Regions from separate parts of the Homo sapiens genome. Here region 2 is linked to region 1. Evidence: read pairs that join two places in POLR2A ChIA-PET (ENCODE). Cell type or tissue: HCT116. All regions are shown on one strand. Each heading gives the region's core, and the rest is flanking DNA. Links, peaks and the distances in the headings are about the cores only. Region 1 holds the start of LOC105372374 (a long non-coding RNA gene). Region 2 overlaps HPN (hepsin).

Evidence for each region. ChIA-PET counts read pairs that join two places held together with the same protein. Peaks named below come from ENCODE experiments on the same cell type or tissue, not always from the same donor. Only the 100,000 strongest peaks of a DNase experiment are listed, where the experiment ranks them.
Region 2: POLR2A ChIA-PET joins it to region 1 with 5 read pairs; 1 of 35 experiments calls an interaction of 5 or more read pairs at or near these places.

Annotation. Positions count from the first base shown.
Region 1 is chr19:34,552,805-34,558,183 of GRCh38, forward strand. LOC105372374 (a long non-coding RNA gene) reads left to right here and starts at 2,690. Exons shown (of 4, transcript XR_935923.3): 1 at 2,690-3,042; 2 at 3,131-3,199; 3 at 3,622-3,668. It also overlaps the pseudogene ZNF807P. In HCT116, for the core only: CTCF peaks have their summits at 2,827 (motif pointing left) and 3,971 (motif pointing right); DNase peaks (open chromatin) are centred at 2,837 and 3,997; H3K27me3 peaks cover 1,450 bases.
Region 2 is chr19:35,053,438-35,058,816 of GRCh38, forward strand. The region is part of intron 4 of HPN (hepsin); the gene reads left to right. Among named protein-coding and RNA genes, the nearest start is that of HPN, 14 kb to the left of the region's middle. In HCT116, for the core only: a CTCF peak has its summit at 2,421; a DNase peak (open chromatin) is centred at 2,434.

The sequences.
Region 1 (5,379 bases), core at 125-5,124:
GCTCAAAATTCTCTAGGCCCCAAAGAAGGGGCTAGATTTTCTTTTTTACTTTGGTTTAGAAAGGAGAGGGGGGGAGTCTAGTTAAAACAATCTTACAGAAGTAAAGCAGGCAAAAAGTTATAAGGATAAATGGTTACAGGAAAGCAAACAGTTCCAGGTGCAGGGGCTTTAAATCTATCACAGGGTGACAGATGCGGGGCTTTGGGTGTTATCAACCAGATGAATTCCTAGGAACTGCGGATATAGCTTTCCACAGTATCTTATCAGTTAATTGCATCCTTGGATGTGTTGGGAATCTGCTTGCACAAGTCAAGTCAAGTCCTTGAGGAAGGGAGTGGGTAAGGGGCTGTAAGTGAAGGAGCCAAGATGGAGTCTGTCTGGCTCTCTCAGCTAAGGGAGAGTCAATTCAGGTTAAAACAAGGTTGGGTATCACATTCCCCACTTGTGTTTTTGGGGAATCAAACCATTGATTCCTCGGTTATAACCAGGGGGTTATATTGGGTTTTAAGGTACATAAGCTTGACAGAAGCTATATGTTGTTTTACAAAATTAAGAAACCAATTTAACATACAAGGCTCAAAGACTAAGCCTAACAATAGGGGAGAAAGGGTCCAGCTAACCCAGTGATTAGAGTAGTTAGCAATGGATTCCAGTTAAACATGCTTTGGTACCAGGGGGTGTTATTTTCTCGTTCTTGCTGGTGCCTGTCTAGGTTTTCTCAAACTTTTTGGAGAGTATCTTTTATGACTCCAGACTGATTGGCACAGAAGCAACAACTCTCTCCTAGAGTGGCACATAACCCTCCTTGGGAGAGAAATAGCAGATCTAAGCCTCGGCGGTTTTGAAGAACTACTTCAGCTAGAGATTTTACTTGGGTATGTAGTATATTTATGGCTGATTGGAGATTGCTTAAATCAGCATCTACTTGTTGAGACAGGGACATTAGTCCAGTTTCTCCCTGAACCAGGGCAGCCATGCTGATGGCTGCTGATCCAGCTATGCTAAGGCCAGCCAGGAGGGGTACAAGGAGTGGGGTGGCTCGGCAAAACCTGGGATGTAATTCAGGGGGAGCAATAAGAAGTTATCCTTCTGGCCCACTATACACGTAGACCTGGGGGAGTACATGAACCAACACACACAGGAGAGGTCCTGGTTTAGTTCCATTGATGTGGCAAGTGAGACCTGAAGTGCAGGCTAACCAGGTATTGTTAGGTGCCTGGTAGGAGACTGAGGTGCTTAAGGAGGTAAGCATAGACTGATTACAGGTAGCCTGAAAGGGAGAAGCAGATAAGTTATATCCGGTGCTAATTAGACAAGAAGTGTTTCCAGACGTATCTCCTAATGGGAGGGCATGGGGGCATGTACAACAAGAAAGAGAGCCAATTTTAAGTGCGGCTTCTACTCCTAATCCAATATAATATGGGGGTTTGTCCTTTAGGCACAACCAACAATCTTGGGCTAGTTTAGGCTGGGTGAGATTGAGGAGGTGATGTACCCCACCTAGAATGGACATCAGGCTGGGTTGGAGGTGCTGTCATTGCAGGTGAGGTTTGGGGACCAGGAATGGCAGTGGGACAGTTAAATCAACCTTGTCTGGATGTTTTGGGAACATAAGGTCATCTAAATCAGTTAAAGGCCTGATTGGCTTAGGAGGGCTCCATGAGACGAGGATTTTTTTTGGATGGTGAACATAGTTCCAACATCAAATCCCGGGATATAAAGCCTTAATCCCTATGACATGACATAATACCATTGAGCTAAATTAGGATTATGGATGTTTATAGTGAGAGGATTGCAATTTCTCCTAGTACACAGCTTAGGACGGGAAGCACGAGCTATGGAAAGGGTTGAAGATCGAGTTGATGCCCCAGAGTAGGTGGCCAAAGTTACACATGTCCAGTCAGGGCAGAAAAACTGGTAAGAATCTTGACAACTAGAGTTAGGGTGATTTCCAGGACAGAGGTAAAAGTCAACATTCTGAAGTCCTTTTTCTGCACCTTTGGAGTTTCCACATCCAGTCTGGCTTCTGGAGTGTCCAAATTCCACAGCAAAGTCGACGATACCTGCTCCTATGACTGGCAGATTGCATTGTTCTTCATGGGTATGGGCAGGCTCTGGGAACAAAGTACATAAATCAACTGTAAAAGAGACTTCCTTGAGATTCCTGCCTTCCAAGTAGTGTTTGCAAACACACATCCTGCTGTGAAAGAAGTGAGGAGGAAAGAGTAGGATGGGGCAGAAGGCATAATAGGTGGAAACAAACAATAGAGGTAAATAAAAAGAATTAATCTGATGGCTTCACTTGACTTAGGGGCAGTTTTAAGGGGCCTGGCCCAGGCTTGGGGACCCATGTTTCTTGTTGGGCTCTGTTGTCCTTTTTGATGTGAGATTGATGAATCCAAGCTGGAATGCCATCTACTTTCAGAGCCGTTGGTGTGGTGAGGATGACAGTATGAGGTCCTTTTCAGGCAGGAATGAGTCCTTTCTGGAACTTTTTAATGTACATGAGGTCACCCGGCTGGAAAGAGTGGTAGGGCCCCGTCTAGTCAGGAACTGGATTGGGGTGAGCTCCCCGGACAAGCGGCTGGATGATGTCTTGTACCTGTTGGAGAGACTTCCTGATTTTTACTGGCCTGAAGATCCGAAGCCTGTTTTTCCTCCTCTGGGGAATATTTTGGGTGATCTGGCAAGTCAGGTTGCAGAAAGGACACTGCAGGCAGCAGGGTCAGAGGTGCAACAGGGAGACGAGCTGCCTCCTAGGCTGTAGAGTCTGCTTTTTGGTTACCATGGGCAATGGCCATGTCTTCTTTTTGATGTCCTTTGCAGTGAATTACAGCCACCTGCTGGCAGTGCTTGGGCCTACAGTATATCCATCTCTGTAGTGATGGCAGCACCAGCCTTTTGAACTCCCTGCTCAAGGAAGCTGCTACCATCTCTAAACACGGTGGCTTCTGCCTCCTTTAAAGATACCTCTTGGAGATCAGGTCGGCCAGATTCCGTAGTCTCCAACGGTTCTTGGCAGTCATGGACAGGTATAGTAAGGTCTGTCTCTTGGTGGTGGGAGTGGGGATTCACAGGATGGCTTCACACTGGTGAGTGCCCTTTTTCCTTTCTTTATCTTGTACCTTAGGTAGGACACTCTAAGAAGACAAAGCTGGGCCTTTTTGGCCGAGATCCAATACCTGAGCACCTGAAGGAGGTAAAGTAGGTCCCTAGTATGTTGCAGGCAGCTGTCAGTAGTTTCAGTAGCCAATAAGTCATCTACATACTGAAGAATAGTACAATTGGGGTGACTGGCTCAGAATGGTATAAGATCCTGTTGGAGGGCTTCCCCAAAAAGGATGGGGGAATTTTTAAAGCCTTGAGGTAACTGAGTCCAAGTTAATTGGGTGGTATCTCCTGAGCCAGGATCTGTCCATTCAAAAGCAAAGATAGGTTGGCTTTTGGGGGCCAGAGGAATAGCAAAGAAGGCATCCTTTAAGTCAAGGACAGTGTATACTGTATGTTCTGGTGGGAGCAGGCTGAGTAAAGTATAAGCATTGTGGACAGTTGGATGGATGGTAACTGTCCACTTGTTAACCTCCCTCAAGTCCTGCACAGGCTGGTAATCATTTGTTCCAGGTTTCTGGACCGGCAAAAATGGAGTATTCCAGGTGGATTGACATGGTGTGAGTATGCCAGCTTGTAGCAGTCACTGAATATGGAGATTTATCCCCTCTCTAGCCTGCTGACTCATAGGATACTGTTTTATCTGGACTGGCAGGGCAGTGGCCAGAAGTTCTACAACTACTGGCAGATGATGCTTTGCTTATCCCAGGGGGTTTGACTCAGCCCAGACTCGAGGAAACAGTCTGTAGGTCTAATAGGAGGAGAGAATTTGTTTTATTCTCCAATGGTTGTGATGGTGAAACCAAAAGATATTCCTCTGACAGAGGGGTAGTTAGCAGGAGTTGGGCAGTAGGGGGCGTTGTGTCCCCTAACGTGAAGTGAGCCTGCTGGGCTGAGAGATAGAAGCCTGTAACTTATGGAGCAGGTCTCATCTGAGAAGGGGAAGGGGGCACTCTGGGACTACAAGAAATGAGTGAGTTACTCTTTTCTTTCCTAAACTCACTTATCATGAGTGGGTGACAGGATATTCCTGAATAGCTCCTGTTGCCCCTTGTACAGCTACTCTTTTATTAGAGACACTGCCTAAGGGTGTCTGCAGTACTGAGTGTTCCACCTCAGTATCTATTAGGAAGTATACATGCTGGCCCCCCACTGTAGCGGTCACCATGGGCTCCTGGGGGCCAAGTGAAAGGGAGCCCCAGTCCCATCAGTCATCAGACTCCTCCGCTGTGGGGAGGGTGAGGACCTTTTTCTTTTCTGGTTTTTGCTCTGGCTTTAATGGGCATTCCTTCTTCCAGTGTCCTATCTGCTTGCAATAAGCACATTGGTTTTTCTCCAGGGGAGCCCGCTCACCTTTCTTGCCCTTTTGGCTGGGACCCGGGGTTCCCTGGCTATTCCTCTGTGATGGGGGCCCTTACTTTTTGGCTTCCTGGATGGCCACCACTAAGATTTTTGCTTGTCTTTTGGATGCTTTATCAGCAGCTTTTTCAGCTGCCTCAGCTGCCTGTTTTCGTTTTTCAGACTCTCGATTGTCAAAAACTTTCTGGGCTACTTCTAAAAGCTGGCTATTGTTCATTCCAGCAAATCCCTCCGGCTTTTGTAATTTTCTTTTACTATCAGTAGCTGCCTGAGCCACAAACACCAAATTAATAGCACGGCTATTCTTGGGAGCTGCCGGGTCAAAAGGGGTGTAAGTTTGATAGGCCTCCTGGAGACTTTCTAAAAGTGTTCCAGGTTCATCAGGCCCCTGGACAACTTCAGTTGTCTCAGACAGATTTATGGGTTTTTGAGCGGCTCCCTTGAGGCCCACAAGGAGATACCGGTGAAAATCATCTAAAGCCCTCCTCCCACCCGAGGAGTTAGGATCCCAATTAGGCCGGGTAGAGGGAAAAACCTCCTTAACGAGGTTTTGGGCTTCCCCCTCTGGTCTATCAGCTGATGTAAGGAAATACTTTCTGGCTTCTCTTCGGATACAATTCCTCTCTTCAGAGATGAAGAGGGTTAAAAGGCGTTGCTGACAATCATCCCAGGTGGGCCGGTGAGTCTGGAGCATGGACTCCATCAGTGAGGTCAGAACCTGGGGTTTTTCAAAGAAGGGGGGATTATGAGCCTTCCAGTTGTACAGGTCAGAAGTAGAGAAAGGGACGTAAACTAAGAATGGAGCTGAGCGCTCATCACCCGGAGGGATTTGTGCCTCTCTCAGTGGGAGGAGGGGGGCTACCTCCTCCTGCCATGGCCACAATCAGGAGGCAATAGATGGGGACGCCACAG
Region 2 (5,379 bases), core at 167-5,166, 500 kb after region 1:
CCAGAGCAGGAGACCGTAATTAAGGCAGGCCAGGCCGGTGCGGTGGCTCACGCCTGTAATCCCAGCACTTTGGGAGGCCCAAATGGGCAGATCACTTGAGGTCAGGAGACCAGCCTGGCCAACATGGCAAAACCCCATCTCTACTAAAAATACAAAAATTAGCCGGGCGTGGTGGCTGGTGCCTGTAATCCCAGCTATTTGGGAGGCTGAGGCATGAGAATCGCTTGAACTCAGGAGGCAGAGGTTGCAGTGAGCTGAGATCGTGCCACTGCACTCTAGCCTGGGAGACAGAGCAAGACTCCATCTCAAAACAAACTTAAAATAGAATAAAATAAAATAAGAATCCGCCCCCCTCCCCGCCCCAGTTGGTGTTTCAAACCCTGAGACTTGGCCTTGGAATTCATGGGGTGATGAGGACCCCACAGCCAGAGGTGCCAGGCGTTCCCTGCCCCAACCCCAGAGCAGGAGGCCATCATTAAGGCAGGCCAGCCAGGTGGCTTTTCAGTGCCAGCCGTAGCTGAATATATTAGGCAGGGAGACAGGCAAGGGTTTGTATGAGACCCACAGAAGGAACAGGGAATATGCTGGTCTGGGTTCAAGTCCCGGTTTTGCTGGTTAGCCGTGTGCCTCTGGGCAAGTTTATTCCTCTGAGGCTTAGTTTTCCCATCTGTAAGATGGGCATAGAAGTGGTCACTACTGGCTGGGCACAGTGGCTCACGCCTGTAATCCCAGCACTTGGGGAGGCCAAGGCAGGTGGATCACCTGAGGCCAGAAGTTTGAGACCAGCCTGGCCAACATGGTGAAACGCTGTTTCTACTAAGAACACAAAAGTTAGCCAGGTGTAGTAGCATGTGCCTGTAATCCCAGCTACTCGGGAGGCTGAGGCAGGAGGATCGCTTGAACCTGGGAGGCAGAGGTTGCAGTGAGCCGAGATCATGCCACTGCACTCCAGCCTGAGCAACAGAGCAAGATTATGTCTCAAAAAAAAAAAAAAAAACCGAAGTGGTCACTATCTCCGAGGATGGTTGTGGGATTCAGAGAGCCACTTGGATAGGATGCATAGCATGGGGCCAGCCCACTGACACCCCCCAGTAAACGTAGCCAGTGCTATTATTACTGTGCTGTTGTTTAACCCTCCAGAGGGGAAGTCTCTTGAGAGGCTGTCCAGGGCAATGTTAAAAGCTTGGGGTTTGAAGTCACTCAGACCTGATTTCGAATCCTCTCTCCCTGCTTCTCGTGCATTTGGTGACGTTGGGGAAGCCACCCCACCTCTCTGAGCCTCAGCTTCCCCGTCTGGAATTTGGGGATGATCTTCGTGGCTCCTGGGGTGTGCGACGAGGCCTTGGTTGATGGTGGGGCAGAGGTAGCCTAGCCCCAGGAACACAGTAGGTCCTCAGCTGGGGAGAGTTCTACTTGGAAGTCTTGCTTCTCCTTGTCCCAACCTGCGGGGCTGTGGGAAGACCCCTCAGCTGGTGTGTGGCCTCACCAGGTTCCTTCTAAGAGGATGCAAAAGCAAGTTTTCATTTGACTCGGTTTCCCAGAATGTGCTCTCAGAGCCCAGGCCAGGCAGGAGGCTCTTGAGAAAAGGACAAAAAGACATGGTGGCTCACACCTGCCATCCCAGCACTTTGGGAGGCCAAGGTGGGAGGATTGCTTGAGGCCAGGAGTTTGAGATCAGCCTGGACAATATAGCAATACCCTGTCTCTACAGAAAAAAATAAATTTAAAAGGCGTTTTTAGCTCAGGCTTTGCTGGGTTCTAACCTGGCTATTGTCACTCAGCTTTATCCTAACATAAAAAAATAAACAAATTAGCAGGGTGTGGTGGTATGCCCCTGTGGTCCTAGCTACTTGGGAGGTTGAGGCGGGAGGATCGTTTGAGCCCAGGAGGTTGAGGCTGCAATGAGCTATGATCGTGCCACTGCACTCCAGCCTGGGTGGTGGAGCGAGACCCTGTCTCAAAAAAGAAAAAAAAAAGTGGCAGGGAGAAGGAAAGGAAAGGACAAAGAGGTTCACAGCTGATCTCTCCCTGAACCTGCTCCTTCCGTCCCCATCTCTGTCAGCCCCATCTTTTCAGGCTCAGGCCAAACCCCTCGGTTACCCTCCCAGTTCCTCCAGTCACCCATGAATCAGATCTTGCAGGAAACCCTGTCAGCTGCACCTACAGAACCTCTCCAAAATCTGAACTCTTCTCCCCGTCCACTGCCCCCACCCTGCTCCAGCCCCCTTCCCCTCCCCTCTGGACATCCCAGAGCCTCCTCCCTGGCCTCCCTGCTCCCATCCCTGCCCCCCAATCATATCCCACAAAGGGGATATGACTCACTCACTTAACCGGCAATTCTGGAGGGTCTTAAAACCTGGCTGCCTCAAGAGGCTTTAAAATGTTATCAGATGGGGGCCAGGTACAGTGGCTCATGCTGGTTCCCCACTTGCAGCCAGAGGGAGCTGGTGACCACCTGAGTCAGGTCAGGGCCCTCCCCTGGCTGCACCTCACACCAGGTGCCAGCAAAGCCCTGATGTTGCTCTATTTCTAGCTCCCACCTGATCTGCCCCTCCCTGGCTCACTCTGCTCTGGCCTCCCACTGTTCCTGGAGCACTCCCCCCAGTCCCCCACACCAGCCTTGGGATCTTTGCATCTGCAAGTCCCTCTGTCTCCGTGCTGATCTCACACACCTCCTGACACTTTCTCACCTCCTGCAGGTCTTTGTTCTTGCACCACCTTCCCAGGGACGCTCTCCTTGCAGCGACTGAAAAGTGCAACCTCACCCCACCCTCCATGCCGGCACTCCCCTCCCTCGGTGGCATTTTATTTTTCTCTGTGGCCCCTTCCTATCTTGTGACACATAATATATCCTACTTATTTGTCCCTTTCTTGATTTGTCTCACCTACTGAGCTTTGAGTTCCACAGGGGTCGGGGTTTTTGTCTGATTTGTTCATTGCAGTGGTGATTTGTTCACTGCCTAAAATAGAGCCTGGCAGGTACAAAGTGTTTGGTAAATAGAAATCAATACCCCAGGGTCTGTGACCTGACTTAGGTGTTAACAGGTTCCTCTGAGGTGTGTGGGGAACAGACTGAGGGGTTTCAGGGGACATCTGTTCTCACCACAAATTGCCCCCCAACCAGCCCCAGACATGAACAGTCTCCCGGGAGCTCCCTCTAGCCTTCTCGTATATCCCAGCCCTGCCTCATGTCACAATTTGTAATGATGTGTTTGGCTGGGTGACATTTTATGGCCATCTGTCTCCCTATCCCCTATAATGTGGTTTGCCGAAAGCAAAGCCCAGGACTGTCTCGGCCATCTGTGTCTCCAGGATCACCCCTCACTGGGCATGGAGTATGTGTCCAGTTAACGCTTGCTGAGTGAATGAATGAATACTCCATCCTCTGCCTGGAGAATTACGCACTTTAGCATATCCAAGGCTCTGACAAGTCCTGCATAAAAGAGCATTATTGTTTTCTTTCTTTCTTTCCTTCTTTCCCTCTTCTTTTCTTTCTGACTATAGGATATTGATTATCAATCTGGCAATAGTCAAGATTGGCAGTCTGGTGTATTAGTCAAAGGTTTTCAGCCTACAAAAGACAAAAAGAAAAAATAAACTGGCTAAAAACAAAAGGGGATATGATTTACTAACTCACTTAACCGACAGTCACAGAGGTTCTTCAAACCTGGCTGTATCAAGGGGCTTTAAAATGTTATCAGATGGGGGCCAGGTGCAGTAGCTCACGCCTGTCATCCAGCACTTTGGGAGGCCAAGACAGGCAGATCACTTGAGGTCAGGAGTTCGAGACCAGCCTGGCCAACATGGTGAAACCCCGTGTCTACTAAAAATACAAAAAATTAGCCAAGTGTGGTGGCATGTGTCTGTAGCTCCAGCTACTCGGGAGGCTGAGGCAGGACAATGGCTTGAATCCGGGAGGCGGAGGTTACAGTGACCCAAGGTTGCACCAGTGCATTCCAGCCTGGGTGACAGAGCGAGACTCTGTCTCAAAAAAAAAAAAAAAGTTATCAGATGGGAAATGAATTCCGATATTAAAAATTGATATGTATTTATACTATATTATTAAAGTTATTTTTCATAAAACATAGAAGGGTAAGTTTAAGAAATGAGAAGTATTTATACCAAAATGATTAAATATTATTTAATTTAAAGATATAAATGTCTTGTTGGACAAATAATTCAAAATTTCCATTAGACAGGAAAAATAAGTTCAAGAGATATATTGAACAACATGGTGATTATAGTTAATAACAATATATTATATACTTGAACATTGCTAAAAGATATTTTAAGTGTTCTCACCACACACAAAGGGTAGTGCATGTGTTAATTAGCTTGATTTAGCCGTTCCACAACGTATACATATTTCACATCATCTTGTACACCATCAATGTATATAATTTTGTCAATTAAAATAAATACATATTTTAAGGCCGGGTGCAGTGGCTCACACCTATAATCGCAGCACTTTGGGAGGCCGAGGCAGGCAGATCACCTGAGGTCAGGAGTTTGAGACTAGCCTGGCCAACATGGTGAAACCCCATCTCTACTTAAAATACAAAAAAATTAGCTGGGCATGGTGGTGCATGTCTGTAATCCCAGCCACTCGGGAGGCTGAGGCAGAAGAATCGCTTGAACCCGGGAGGCAGAGGTTGCAGTGAGCTGAGATTGCACCACTGCACACCAGCCTGGACAACAGAGTGAGACTCCGTCTCAAAAAAATAAATAAATAAAAATAAAATAAATACATATATATTTTTGAGATGGAGTCTCACTCTGTCGCCCAAACTGGAGTGCAGTGGCACGATCTTGGCTCACTGCAACCTCTGCTGCCCAGGTTCAAGCAATTCTCCTGCCTCAGCCTCCCGAGTAGCTGGGATTACAGGCACCTGCCATCATGCCTGGCTAATTTTTGTAGTTTTCATAGAGACGAGGTTTCATCATCTTGGCCAGGCTGGTCTTGAACTCCTGACCTTGTGATCCACCCATCTCGGCCTCCCAAATAAATACATATTTTAAAAGATAGAAATCACTCTGGAAGGAGAGTTAATCTGTTTGATATAATAATAATAATATATTAATATTATATTATAACAATATATTAGTATTATATTCTAATAATATATTAATATTATATTATAATAATATATTATTATATTATAACAATATATTAATATTATATTATAACAATATATTAATATTATATTATGTAATAATAATACTACTCCATATAGCTATGGAAAAGTTCATATGAAGAAACCAGGCTATGATCTACAAACTGGCAACAAATTTGTTCTTCTATTTTCCATATGCTGTCTGTGTACGTATAAAGTGAGAGGTCTTTTTATATGAGTTAAGGGTGTGACCAAAGACAAATGG